2 separate regions of the Homo sapiens genome follow, and region 2 is linked to region 1. A link is an interaction called in ENCODE POLR2A ChIA-PET data of the cell type or tissue named here. Cell type or tissue: MCF 10A. All regions are shown on one strand. Links, peaks and the distances in the headings refer to the core of each region. The heading gives the core; the rest is flanking DNA. Region 1 holds the start of MIR6131 (microRNA 6131). Region 2 has its middle 17 kb from the start of LINC02213.

Region 1 (7,257 bases), core at 1,196-6,195:
TGTCTGGCATCCAGTAAGCATCTCAGAGCATTTTGTGTGTCATTTACATTTTCTTTCCTCCCCCACCTCCTCTGTTTCACTCACCCTTTCCTTCTCATCTTCTCCTGCTATTTCTTCACCCCATCCCTGTCTGTCAGCCGAGGGAATCATTGGATAGCACGGGCACCCACCTCTGCAACAGGGAAATGCCTGGGGCTGGCTGTTTGGCAGCTGAGAATGTCTGCTGAGATACCCCTAAATAGAAGACTCCCTCCAACTCCGTGTATCTATCCCATCTGCTGCTTTCCAACCTCACCCCACTGCCCCAGTTTAGAGCCTCTGTCTAGACAGGTGCAGATGCTCTGACCCTCTAGACGTAATCCCTGGTTTATCTCGCTGGGAGCACCAGGCTGGAGACCCCTGCAGAGGACACGTCGCAGTTGTGCTGGCCCAGGGAGTTAGCGCAGGCTCCAGCATTCTCTCAACCCCCAAACAATCTTCGCTTAAAAGGTGAAAACGCTCATTTTCTTTTGCACACGTGCTTTTGGCTCTGATGACTCCATTCCCACCAGTCAGAGTCTCTTAATAAACATGAGCATGTGAGTAGTCAGTGCTGACTGTCTGGTTATATTCTCTGAGCAGCCAGGTAAGCTTGGGCATGTCCTTCTGTCATCCAAGTGTGCAGCCCTGGACCCCAGAGTCAGGGCACTGGGCAGGGAGGGGCCCTCTTGGTGAACCCCCTAGGTCAGCAGCTGGCAGCACACCTGGAAGCTGCTTCCTCACAGCTGGATCATGCTGCTAAGTTCTACCACGCTGAGCTTTCAGAGTGACTCCGTGTTGTCATCCTTCTCTTCATATAAGGACAAGAGTCATTGGATTCAGGGCCCACCTTAAATCCAAGATTATTTTATCTCATGATTCTTCACTGATTGCAACTGCAAAGACAGAACTTTCGAGTAAGGTCACATTGACAGATTCCGAGTTGACCTGAAATTTGAGGGGAAATTATTCTACCCACTACCGTGTCCATCCCTCCCCTTCCCACCAGGACCCCAGTTCCAAGAGCCCTTTCTCTGCCCTCATGCCAGAGCCCTGGCACCCAAGTTTGTTGGGCCATTAGACCATTACATCAGAGTTCCCCACTCCCCTAAAACCTGATCTCTCCTAACCTTTCAGAGCCCCACATGCCACTTAAAAATTCCCCAGAATTTATGGGAAAGAAATGTACATGACATTGATGTTATCAAAATGTCCATGAGTGACATCCACTTTTTGTTTTTCTGATCCGCTTTGTGTTTTCTGGAGCAGGTCTTTAATATACCAGAAAGGCCTTCCTAAGAGGAACTGTTTATGATACAGGAAATAGTAGCATTCGAAAAGGTTTATCTTTTACGGTTTTCGTTTTGTTTTGTTTTGATTTTTAATTGCGGTAAACTATGATAAGAAAGTGTAGCATTTTAACCTTTTTTTTTTTTTTTTGACGGAGTCTCGTCTGTCACCAGGCTGGAGTGCAGTGGCATGATCTTGGCTCACTGCAATCTCCACCTCCTGGGTTTAAGCGATTCTCCTGCCTCAGCCTCCCGAGTAGCTGGGATTACAGGTGCAACCATCACACCCGGCTGATTTTTGTATTTTTAGTAGAGACAGGGTTTCCCCATGTTGGCCAGGCTGGTCTCGAACTCCTGACCTCAAGTGATTCACCTGCCTCGGCCTCCCAAAGTGCTGGGATTATAGGCATGAACCACTGTGGCTGGCCTGACTCTCCTCTTGTTCCAGATTGTCTTTTCAGATGCAGCAAACAGCCTTGGAGAAGCAAAGAGGTGGTGTCTCCCTACAGAGCAGAGAGCAGGTTTGGTTATTACCTAATATTATAAAGATAACATCTCCCGCTGGGACAAAGGTTAGGTGTGTTTGCTTACTGCCCATTATAAAGCATCTGCATCCCCTGAGCTCAGGGTTTTCCCTCGCTGATGCAAATTCACTGCGCGGCAGCATCCACCTGGGCCCCCCACGTCACCCCCATGGGGTTTTGGGGACATAGGGAACCAGTGCAAACATTAAGCTTGTATTAACCATGTCTTCCATTCTCTGCATTCTGATGCTTTGATATCTGGGACCTTGCTGACCCTGGAGGGACTGCCCCACCCAGTACTAACCAATCCCCAGAGATAGTAAACCAGGCTCCTGCAAACATGCTTTTCAAATGCAAACCAACCAGTTGCAAGCCCATGCCCCAGACACCTCCTCTATTGGGTTTTCACACTCCAGGCCACTATCCACCTGCCTAATCACCCTGGGAGCAAGTACCGGACAACTAGGGACACAAACAAGGCTTTTGCCCACATGTCCGCTGTCTCCTGAGCCTGCTAACAACGCTCGTGGCCCTGCATAGCTCAGCGTGGCCCCTCCTCCTGGGAACTGGGAGTAACAAACTGTCCTTTCAATGACAATCATTTCCTGATCTGTTGGCCTTACTATAACTCAAATATTGCATTAATACACCACATTTTAAAGCAAAACTTATGCTGCTTGCTGTGCTGTGAGTAGCAAAGTCCTTTGTCTCTGCCCCGGGAGTCTCGTGTCATTAGGCAGCATTTGTCAAACTGGCAGGCTAACTTTTAGCCTAGGAGTAGGTAAAATCTCAGACCCTTCATAGCTCTTGACAAGACCCAGGTCTGCTACTGCGGTGGGTTTCATAGGAACTGTGGTGTTTGACGGAAGAAACAGACGATCTGGAAGCAGAGAAGAGGCCCTTCCTGTCTCCCCCTGCTCAAACTGGGTGTGAGAGGAAGTTGGATCCACTGGAAAGAGCTGTGGGTGGGCAGGGAGCTAGGTTGTCTGGCTTTTTTAGAAGGAGGAGGTAAATTTGAGGTCAGAGGGGGATTTGTCAGCCCCAGCTGTGGAGTTCTCAAGCAGATCCTCTCAGACATCAATGAGCACACGAGCTGCCTGGAAATCTGATTCTGACTGGGTCTGAGCTGGATCCCAAGATTCTGCATTTCCAAGGCTCTCCCAGGGGATGCTGATGCTGCGGGTCCTTGGACCACACTCGGAGGAGCCACTCACACTGGAGGACACACTCAACATAAGGCCACACTCGCTGGCATGCCTGGAGGATGGGGAGGGGAGGGCTTCCATACGGCTCCCACCTGGACCCCACTGCCCCCGCCTCACCGACCCACCCCAAGCACACGCAGTCTCAATTCCAATGTGTGCATCTGTTCAGCAACCAAAATAGGATTCTCCAGGCTGTGCCTCCCAGGGGATCCTAGGAATTTCCTGGAACAGAGATGGGGTTTTCAGGATGGCCCTGGTCTCCAGTCCCCTCCTGACAATCCTACTCCGGGAGGTTCATCTGGATCCCCCTCCAGCCTCCTGGAAGTCTGGCTGCGCATCAATTGCCTGGCACATAGATGACAGCCATTAAATGCTTTTCGAATTAATGAAAAAAATCTATCAGTCTATATTTGTGTATTTCGTAGCTCCAGGGGACAATCAAAAGAAAATAAAATCCCCCAGCTGAAATAACTACATTGGTTTATGGCCTATTTATTCATTTATCTGCCCTTGTGGAAGCTAAGAAGTTCCTATTTTTAGCACCTCCCATGCTCAGACATGGGTTATTTTTTGTCTTCAAACTCTCCTAAAGAGTTGACATGTTGGCTGGGCACAGTGGCTCATGCCTGTAATCCCAGCACTTTGGGAGGTCGAGGCAGGCGGATCACCTGAGGTTGGGGGTTCAAGACCATCCTGACCAACATGGAGAAACCCCGTCTCTGCTAAAAAGACAAAATTAGCCAGGCGTGGTGGCGCATGCCTGTAATCTCAGCTACTTGGGAGGCTGAGGCAGGAAAATTGCTTGAATTCAGGAGGCAGAGGTTGCGTGAGCCGAGATCGTGCCATTGCACTCCAGCCTGGACAACAAGAGAAACTCCGTCTCAGAAAAAAAAAAGAGTTGACATGTCCCAGCCTATTACCGCAAAGCCGTGCCGTGCATTTAGTGAGAGGAGACAGTAGGGACAGGAGCTCAGGCAAGAGGCCTCCTCTCCCACAGTGCCCAGGAAATAGTCACAAGGTGAGACGCCCGAAGCAGCTGCCAGCCGAGTCCCAGCCTGGCGTCCTGTGCTCTCCCTCGGGTTTCCAGGGAAGCAGGTGTGGCAGCCCCACCTCTGCCCACCCTGTTCTCACTCCACTTCCAGAGAGGAGGGTGCGGGTGTGAACTCTGCAGCCCGTGTTTGCAACTCTGCCAAGTAGGCGTGACCAAATGGCAATTTAAAAGCCACTCACCTAAAGATGTGGGGTGTCTGAGCCAAGCCTGAGCGCCCATTCTAATCCTGTAGAAATATTTGAAAGAGAATAGTCATCACATCTGGGGGGCTGGGCTCAAGATTTTTCTAGCACTGACTCACTCACAGAACTTGGGCAAGTCTTTACATTCTCCAGGTCTCAATTTCTGCATGGAAGCATGGAGACAGTCATTGTAGACCAGTGTCACTTTCCCTTATATGCTGGGGACTTGAAAGAACTATTACACACTCCAAAGTGACTAATTTATAGCTTAATCACTTGTAACATCTTTCTAACCTACTCACACACGTTACCATAATTATAGCAGCCACCTCAAAAACAAGGACACCAGGATAATCATGAAAACACTAAAAACAGAGTGCTAAAATATAGCTGATTTCGAAGGCATTAATCTTCCTAATCCTTCTGTGTGGACAAGAGGCTGCAAATATTGGTGAAAACATCATCCTCATCATCATCACATATCTTTACAACACCCTATATATTCTTTCCAAAATTGGCCATGCCATTTTGCCATCTTTTCCCGCTCCTGAGATAAGTAGAAAACTATTCTTATTTTCTCCAATTAGCACTTCTTTTAGGCATTGGAAACCTAGCAAGATTTGGGGAGGAAGATTTACTGGCTTGAAGAGTGTTTCCCACCCCAAAATTCATGTCCACCCAGAACCTCAGAATGTGGCCCTATTTGGAAACAGGGCTGTTGCAGATGTCATTAAGATGAGATCATACCACAGTAGGGTGAGCTCTAAATCCAACGACTGCTGCCCTTTACGAGAGGAGAGGATGCACAGTCGTACGCACAGAGAAGACCATGTGAAGAGGGAGGCAGAGATTGGAGTAATGCACCCACACGCCAAGGAATGCCAGGGATTGTCAGCATCACCAGAAGCTGGCAGAAGCAGGAAGGACCCCCACCCCCAGCCAGAGCCTTAGAAGGAAGTGTGGCCCTGCCAATCAAGTCCGGGAAGCTAGAAGTCCAAAAATTTCTAGCCTCCAGGACTGTGAGAGAATAAATCTCTGTTGCGGAAGCCCCTGAGTTTGTGATACTTTGTCGGGGCAGCCCCAGGAAGCTAATACAGAAAGGGTACTGGGAAACTGGGAGCCAGAGGCTCAGAAGGGAGCTCACAGAGGCTGCAGGAACTCAGCTACCACTCAAGTATCTGGAGAGGGCTCAAGGTTTCTCTGGTTGCACCTTGATCCATCCCAGTAGACACACAGTGCAGGGCCCACCACGTGCAGTCATGAAGCCGGGAGGACCCCGGGTCTCTGTCCACTCCCATCTGACCAGCCAGAACCCACCATCTCTGGCTCTACCCATGGAAGGAGGGCACCACCTGACCAAAGCAGAGGGAATGCGGGATGAGAAGGGGCAGCAACGAGTGTGCCTGATGTGCTCGCTGCTGATTAAAGCTTCCTTCAACAGAGAGTTTTATCCTGGAGGATTTTGAATAGTTTTTTTTCTTTTTTTAGACAGAATCTCACTCTGTCACCAAGGCTGGAGTGCAGTAGTGTGATCTTTGCTCACTGCAACCTCTGCCTCCCGGGCTCAAGTGATTCTCCTGTCTCAGCCTCCCAAGTAGCTGGGATTATAGGTGAACGCCACCATACCCAGCTAATTTTTGTATTTTTAGTAGAGATGAGATTTCACCATGTTGCCCAGGCTGGTCTTGAACTCCTGACCTCAAATGATCCGATTGCCTTGGCCTCCCAAAGTGCTGGAATTACAGACATGAGCCACTGTGCCTGGCCTTATCCCAGAGGATTTTCCAGAATATTAAGCATACATGTCCTCTTCCTGCCATCCTCACGGAGCATCTGCCCTCCTGTCATCTTGCTCCTAAGTTTCCCGCCCTTTTCCTCAGGTCCTGAGAGAGTCTTGATGGCTGACCCAAATCCTTCCTTCCTGTCCATCAACAGATGTCAGCTCAGTTCCTGGCTGGCTGCGTGTCCTTGTTCCACCTGTAGTAGGACCGCTTTGCTTTCTTCATCTATACAGTGTGAATAACGGTAGCAGGAGCTACCTATAGATGAAGGTAGCAAGTCTGTGGACTAGCAAGTCCGTGGACCAGGACATGGAGCGCCCCACACAGTGCCCAGGTCAGTGGCCCTCGGTAAATGTGGGTTAACCTCTTTAACATGTTGAAAAAGGTCAAGGTTAACTGCATAGACCCGGGGTCAGCAAACAATGGCCCACAAGGTAAAAATGGTTTTTACACTTGTAAGTAGTTGAAAAAGTTCAAAAAGAAAAATATTTTGTGATGTGGAATTCTATGAACTTAATTTTAGTGTTCATTAATAAAGTTTTATTGGAACACGGCCACACTCACTCATTTTCATATTGTCTATGGCTGCTCTCATGCTACACAGCAGAGCTGAGCAGTTGCAGCAGAGACTGCATGTCTGCAAAGCCCAAAAGATTTACTATATGATGCACTACAGAAAAGGGTTGCAGGTCTCTGATAGACTCGAGCCAAATGATCTAACTTCAACTCCCAGATCCAAGACTTACTAGCTGTTTGACTTTACACAAATTATCTGCCTCCATTTCGTCTCTTTAAAATGGACATGATAGTCCTCATTTTAACATATTTTTGTGAGAATTAGATACATTATTATTTTTAAGGTCTTAGTGCCAGCATATAAAAATACAATTGATGGGTTCGATTATTTTCATGTCTTTGTTTTAATGCTCATTCTAACTCTTTAAATATCACCGTCCTTCTACACCAGAGTAAAATGTAAAAAAATTCTCAAGCCTTCTTTCCACTTGAAACACAAGAAAAGTTCTTTAAAACTGACTTATCATTTTCTTCTTTTCATCGTTGTTCCACATGCAAACAGATCCAGAAACCTTAGCTCAGACTTCTCAAATCCCAGATGGATTGTAATTTGTTATATTGGAGAAAAAAAGAAAATCTGTGCTCCCTAGCAGATGCACAAGGACTGTTTTGTTAGTCACATCTGCCACGT
Region 2 (7,257 bases), core at 1,323-6,322, 59 kb before region 1:
GAGGCAGGAGAATCGCTTGAGCCCAGGAGTTTGAGACCAGTCTAGACAACCTAGGGAGATGCCCTCCCTACAAAAAACAAAAATAAATAAAACATTAGCCAATTACGGTGGGGCACACCTGTAGCCCCAGCTACTTGGGAGGCTGTGGCCGTGATCGTGCCACTGCCTTCCAGCCTGGGCAACAGAGCAAGACCCTGTCTCAAAAAATAAATAGGTAAGTAAATAAATAAAATAAAAAATTTGAAAAATAAAAATAATATTTTCTTCTATTCCTATCATTGTATTGGTTTAGTTTTGGTCACCATGTTGTTTTGAAATTTCAAGTAACATTAAAAGAAAGCATATGCTTTGTATATTTTCTCAAAATGGAGATAGATTTGAAGTTTGAGAATATTCTGCCAGAGAATCTGGAAGCAGAGAAACGAAAGCTGCTTCAATACATTGTCAAAGGGAGTCCAACCAAAAATAATTGAAAGATCATAGAACAGTAATGTTTGACAGAGGAAATGAAGAGGAATTTGATTTACAAAAAAAAAAAATACTTTAACTTTTATAGAACTTGTCTATTTTGAAAGGCATGAGTAATTGAACTGATTTCCACTTATATCCGCCTTCCTGCCAAAGTTTTCAAAGCTTGTTTTTTCTAATGATGATAATGCATGTTCCTTGCCTCTCAGCAGCTCCAGGGAACTCAAAGCATTTTGCAGATATTATCTCATTAGTCCTGACTCTATCCCCAGGTACTTTGCAGACATTATCCTGCATTTTAAAAATGATCGCAGCTCAAAATGGAAAATGACACCAAATCTCCTGCAGCTCTCTCTTTTTTAAACACTGTATGTAAATAACTAAATGCAGGTATTAGTCTAGATTCTTGGTTGCAGACAACAGAGCTCTCACTGCAGCTAGTTTAAGCAAGAAAGAGATTAAAAAGATGCTGAATAGCTCACCAAATTTCCTGGAGAGAGGGAGAGTCTGGTTCACAGGCTGTCCATCCCAAAGCTCATTGCTGCAGGGTTAAAAAAAAAAAAAAAAAAAAGATGCTCTTCAAAAAAAATAGTTTTAGATTTACAGATATATTGAGCATATAGTTCAGAGTTCCCATATGCCATGCCCCTATTATTAATACCTAACATTAGTATAGTAATTTTGTTATAATTAGCGAACCAATACCGACGTATTATTAGGAACTAAAGTCCCTAGATTATTCGGATTTCCTTCGTTTTTACCTAATATCCATTTTCTGTTCCAGGATCCCATCCAGGGTCTCACGTGACATCTAGTCATCATGTGTCTTTAGACCCCTCTTGCTGTGACAGTTTCTGACTCGGGGTTTTGGATGATCTTGGTGGTTTTCAGGAGGACTGATGAGGGATATTGTAGGATGCTCCTCTATCAGAATTTGCCTGATTTTTTTTTCTCACGGTGAGATGAAGGCTGTGAGTTTTAGTGGGGAAGACCACAGAGGCAAAGCTCCACGTGTATTGCATCACAGCAAGGGCACACCTCGTCAACCCGACTAACGCTTGACCTTGACCATGTGACAGGCGGCGATGGTCAGGTCTTCCCATGGCAGTGTTGCTCTTTGCCCTCCCCGTTCCTATGCTGTGCTCTTTGGAGGAAAGTCACTATGCACTGCAGGGGCTCACTTCGTCTACTTCCAGAGTCTCCGGTTGGAGGAATGTAAAATATAATTGCCTTAATCCTTAGCAGGGCCTTCAGGGTCCTCCTGGCATCCCTCCACCCTGCTGGCTTCTTGGCTAAATTCTTTCTGTGCTTCTCCTGATGGAAGGTTGGCATCGTGTCTCCATCATTCACGCATCCTCCAGGGGACCCCACATGGTACCCTGCACACAGTAGGCCCTTTACAAAGCTCTAAAAACTTTGAATAGAACTGGATTTCATCTAATAGTTAATACCAATCTTTCATAGGCTGCTGGTAGGTGAGTGAGGGTGAGGGCCACTGGAGCAGAGAGGGACGTAGCTGGTTGAATGCTCCAACCAGAGCAGTGGACAGGCCCTAGGGTTCTCATCTGGACCCTGTACCATCTGCATTTTAAAAACCTACTTGGGGCCAGGTGTGGTGGCTCACATCTGTAATTCTAGCACTTTGGGAGGCAGAGGTGGCAGGATCATTTGAGGCCAGGCCTTTGAGACTAGCCTGGGCAACATAGCAAGACCCCATCTTTATTATTTAAAGAAGAAAAAAAGAAAAAGAAAATAAAAACTTACTTGGCAGAAGACTGACTTACTTAACTGAGAGTTTCTCTTTTCTTTTTTTTTTTTTTTTTTTTTTGAGATGGAGTGTTGCTCTGTCGCCCAAGGTGGAGTGCAGTGGCATAATCTCAGCTCACTGCAACCTCTGCCTCCTGGGTTCAAGTGATTTGCCTGCCTCAGCCTCTTGAGTAGCTGGGATTATAGGCACATGCCACCATGCCCGGCTAATTTTTTTTTTTTTTTTTTTTTTGTATTTTTTTGGTAGAGATGGGGTTTCACCATGTTGGCCAGGCTAAGTCTTGAACTCCTGATCTCAAGTGATCCACCCGCCTCAGCCTCCCAAAGTGCTGGGATCATAGGTGTGAGCCACCATGCCTGGCCTGGATTCTTCCTTACCCCCACCCCCCCGCCCCCCTTATCAAGGGACAGAGACTCTCCTAAGACTCGAAAGTTAGAGGGTGGAGTTTCCTGTCATCGGAGTAATAAATTAGGAGGTGACAGAACTTCCTAATGCCCGAGACCCTGACATGTGGTTCGGACAGGCCTTGGCAACCCTGAACTGGGTATCCCGTCGGTGCAAAGCATCGTGGAATGAACTAGAGGAGGCCTGTGCCATAGATCAGGTCTCCCGTATCTGCTGGTATGGACTGAATGTTTGTCTCCCCGCCAATTCTTGTGTTGAAGCCCTAACCCCCAGTATGATGGTATTAGGAGATGGGGCTTTGGGGAGGTGATTAGCTTTAAATGAGGCCATGACAAAATGAGTGCCTTCGTAAGAAGAGACTCCAGAGCGCTCTCTCTTTCTCCATCATATGAGGACAGGGCAAGAGGGCAGTCACCTACAAGGCAGGAAGACATCTCTCATCAGGAACTGAATCAGCCAGAACCTCAATCCTGGACTTCCAGAAATAAATTCCTGTTGTGTAAGCCACCCAGTCTGTGGTATTTTGCCATAGCAGCCCAGCTGACAAAGACAGCAGTTTTCTCTCTGGTCCTCCACTGCGCTGGCTTAGTGCTTTCTCTAGCTCACTGAATCTTCCCACTCACACAAATCTGACCAGCCTTGGATCTCTCACGACTCCTGTTTCACCTGCTGACCATGTTGCAGCTTTAACTTTTGCTCCAACCCAGTCAGTTATCACAACCAGGAAGACGACCAGCCCAGTCCTTCCCTTCCTGTTCAGCCCTCTGCGTGTCAGTGTGTTTCTCAGGCAGCCGCATGAGTTTCTCTGGGGTTGGGAGCCCATCCACTCTTGACCAACTCAGCTGAAGCCAAGAAGGGGCCAGTAGGGCCTGGGAGCGGAGCACGCTCTTTGAGATAGGGCTGTGGGCATTCCCAGCAGTCAGGTCTCCAGGTCAACCCAAAGACATGGGACTAGGCTTGCCTGATTTGCTGCTGAAACATGCCCAGCAAGGTTTCCAAATCACCTGGGGAAGTGGGGCTGGGGGACTCAGCCAGCACAGTGGACCATGATCCAGCCTCAACTGCAAATGCCTCAACTCCAGCCGCGTCTCCACTAGATTTTCCCTGCGGAAAGGGTAAACACAGTCGGACCTGTTTCACAAGAATACACGCCTATAAAACCAGACTAAGCTAATTGTTGGATGTATCCTACTCCAGTCTGGATGTTATCAGTCTAACTTTCAAATGACTTGTTTTACATGTTTGGATGTGTTACAGGAACGAAGGGGGGAACGGAGTAATCCTACAGCGAATGTTTACAGTGACTCCTTGGAGGTAGCACAACATAAGAAATCATGAGGAAGAACATGAATTAGCCTGCCATGCCATGGAGGTGTGGGTCGGGTTGCTCCCTGCATCTGCGCTTCTGCGACAGCAATCAGTCATCTCTTTCCCTGCCAGAGCCCCACGCATGTGGGAGGCGTGGGGAGGTTCTATTTGTTCCTTTTCCACCTTGCACAGCATGTTCTTCTAGCAAGGAATTTATTCCCAGCTTAGAATCAGCATTTCATAGCAGGCGTGGCATGGAGTCGGCGCCCACTGCCCACTCTCGCTCCATGCTGCTCCCCCTAGGTGGCTGCCTACAGAGAGCACACCAAGCCAAGGATCAAAGGCTGCAAAGGGGACGCCAAGCCCAGGCTCGGGGGCTGCAGAGAGGACACCAAGCATAGGCTCGAAGGCTGCAGAGAGGATGCCAAGCCCAGCCTCAGAGGCTGCAGAGAATACGCCAAGCCCAGGCTCAGAGGCTGAAGAGAAGACGCCAAGCCCAGGCTCGGAGGCTGCAGAGAGGATGCCAAGCCCAGGCTCAGAAGCCCAGAAAAGTGTCAGGAAGAAGACTGGTTCTTCCAGGTGGAGGTGGGGACAGCCAGAGATCCTGACCCCTGATCAAGGCACCAGGAGCCCCCAAAACACTCACAATCCATTCAGAAGTGTGGGTTCCTGCCCACTGTGTGTTCACACACCCATCCTGACTCACGCACCCTCACACCCACACACCCTCACAGTCACTCACGCACACACTCAGCCTCGCTCATGCAGGCACACACTCTGACACACTCACATCCAGTCTCTCTCACACTGTCTCCTACATGCACAACATAACAGGGCACCGAGAGGGTCCCCAAGAGGGTCCCCAAGAGCCTCCCTCCAGGGCTTTCCTGTGCAGGACTGCAGGTGGTCACCAAGTCCAGTTCGCTCCTACATTCTTATGGCCACCATCTGGACTTCTAGGGTCTGGGCTTTTGCCCCGAAACTCTTCCATCTCCTGGAAGCATCACTCAGGTCACTGGATGATAGAGAGTAACAGGAAAGGCCAGGACTTGGGGATGGACATGGTCCACACTCCAGCTCTCCTGAGTCACAGCACCTCACCTCACCATGAGTTTCCCTCCCACCTCTGGGTTTGTGCGGTGGGCAGAGAAAGACAAAGGGGGTGCCCAGGATGTGGGCATCCTCACCGTGAGGCAGCATCATGGAGCTGGAGAAGGGGTGACTTCCTCCCCACCGACTGCAGCAGCCCTCTCTCTGCCCACTGGCTTCAGGCCCTCTGGCACTGCACAGGCTCCCCTGGGACAGTCTGGGATGTGCCCTCCTTAAAGGGATGGACCTGGATTCCCTCTGTAACTGGCTCCTCTCCCCAGAGTCTTTGAGGGCGGTAGGAATGGTGGCCTGGGATGCCTTGTGGGGCATGGAAGAGCCAAGGAGGGACTTTCATTAGCCTGAACAGAGAACTTCCCTGCCGGGAGAGTTGTCTAAGAGCTGCAGCAAATGATGAATACCAGTGTCCTTCTGTCGGAGCCCCTTGGGGAGCTGTTGGCACAGGGGGGCCCAGAGCAACGCCTGGCTCTGAGGGCCTCACCAGGATTTAATGAGTTAACGTGAGAAAGGCTTATCAGGACCTGTCACAGAGTGACTGCGGGATTACATAAGCATTTGCTTTAAAAGGAAAGGAGAGAAGCCACAGCAGAAAGGGACATGCAGGCTTTGGGGTTCCAGTAGAGCATAACACTCGAACTCTTCAGTGAGCAGTAGCAGGGGAGAGACCACAGCCCCTCAAGACATGCCGGTGTCATGCATGTGGCTGACAGTCTCTTCTGGAAGGCAGGGGAGCCTACTCGGTGACAAGAACAGTTGTCAGGTCGAGGAGGAGAAGCCATGAGATGCTTCGTGAATTTTGCTGAGTGCAATCTTTTCTAAATTTGGAAATGGACTTCCTCTGTGGGTTCTGTTTTTTATTTTAACAATATCAGTCCCTGGGAGGTTCTATGAAACACATTTCAGGAAGTTGAAATGAATGCAAAATTATTTAAGATCGTCACCTAGGTAATGACAGATCGTCAAACATGGCAATTCTCCCAGTTGAAAACGAGATAAGCTAAGTAGTGTATTTTCAAATGTTATGGCTGGGTTTGCTTCCATTAAAGTCTGGAAAGTAAAATTATAATAAAGTCTGGTTTGAGAACAAATAACATTTAAACCTAAAAAAAAAAAAAAAACAACAACAACAGAAAAAAAACAAAACACAAGAGGAGAGACAGGATCACTGAAAAGGCCACACCCTCCAGCTGCAGGGACCCAGTACTGCGATGACAGAGGCCAATTTCCATGGTCTTGTGTCTGTCAAAGGAGCCAGGCCGAAGGATGTTACAGAGAACAGACCTGTGGCTGTCAGGGACTGGGCCAGAGGTGGGGGACCCTGCAAAGGAACATCATTTGGAAGGGATTTTTGGAGGTGATGGGTCTGTTCTCGATCCTGAATATAACAATGATCACATGATTGTATGTATTAGTCAAAAATCATAGACCAGTATATCATGTAAATTACATACTATTATACACTATATTATACTACATAGATTATACTATCTCATTTTATAAAATGATAATAATATATATATACACCAGTAAATTATACTACATAATTCTGTTCCAAATTGTATCATAGAATTATATGATACTATCAATTATATTATGCTACCTAAAGAAATATAAATAAAAATTGTATTTCAATAAACTGACTTTAAAAGAAGACATTAGGCTGGGCGCCGTGGCTCATGCCTGTAATCCGAGCACTTTCGGAGACCAAGGCAGACGTATCACTTGAGGTCAGGAGTTTGAAACCAGCCTGGCCAACATGGTGAAATCCCATCTCTACTAAAATACTAAAAGTACAAAAAATTAGGCCAGGTATTGGTGGCAGGAGCCTGTAATCCCAGCTACTTGGGAGGCTTAGGCAGGAAAATGGCTTAAACCCAGGAGGCCGAGGTTGCTGTGAGCCAAGACAGCACCACTGCACTCCAGCCTGGCAACAGAGCGAGACTCCATCTCAATTAAAAAAAAAAAAAAAAAAAGACATTAGGGATGGGTGAGGTGGCTCGTGCCTGTAATTCCAGCACTTTGGAAAGCCAAGGTAGAAAGATCACTTGAGCCCAGGAGTTTGAGACTAGCCTGGGCAACATAGGGAGGAGAACTTGTGTCTACAAAAAATAAAAAATTAGCCAGGTGTGGTGGCGCATGCCTGTAGTCCCAGCTAGTCGGGAGGCTGAAGTGGGAGAATTGCTTGAGCCCGAGAGTTCAAG

Evidence for each region. ChIA-PET counts read pairs that join two places held together with the same protein. Peaks named below come from ENCODE experiments on the same cell type or tissue, not always from the same donor. Only the 100,000 strongest peaks of a DNase experiment are listed, where the experiment ranks them.
Region 2: POLR2A ChIA-PET joins it to region 1 with 6 read pairs; 7 of 35 experiments call an interaction of 5 or more read pairs at or near these places.

The regions. Positions count from the first base shown.
Region 1 is chr5:10,476,427-10,483,683 of GRCh38, reverse strand. It overlaps MIR6131 (microRNA 6131), which reads right to left and starts at 5,647; the gene lies at 5,539-5,647. It also overlaps a transcript of ROPN1L not described here. In MCF 10A, for the core only: no CTCF peak of the experiment used is centred there; a DNase peak (open chromatin) is centred at 4,313.
Region 2 is chr5:10,535,737-10,542,993 of GRCh38, reverse strand. No RefSeq gene overlaps it. Among named protein-coding and RNA genes, the nearest start is that of LINC02213, 17 kb to the right of the region's middle. In MCF 10A, for the core only: no CTCF peak of the experiment used is centred there; no DNase peak of the experiment used is centred there.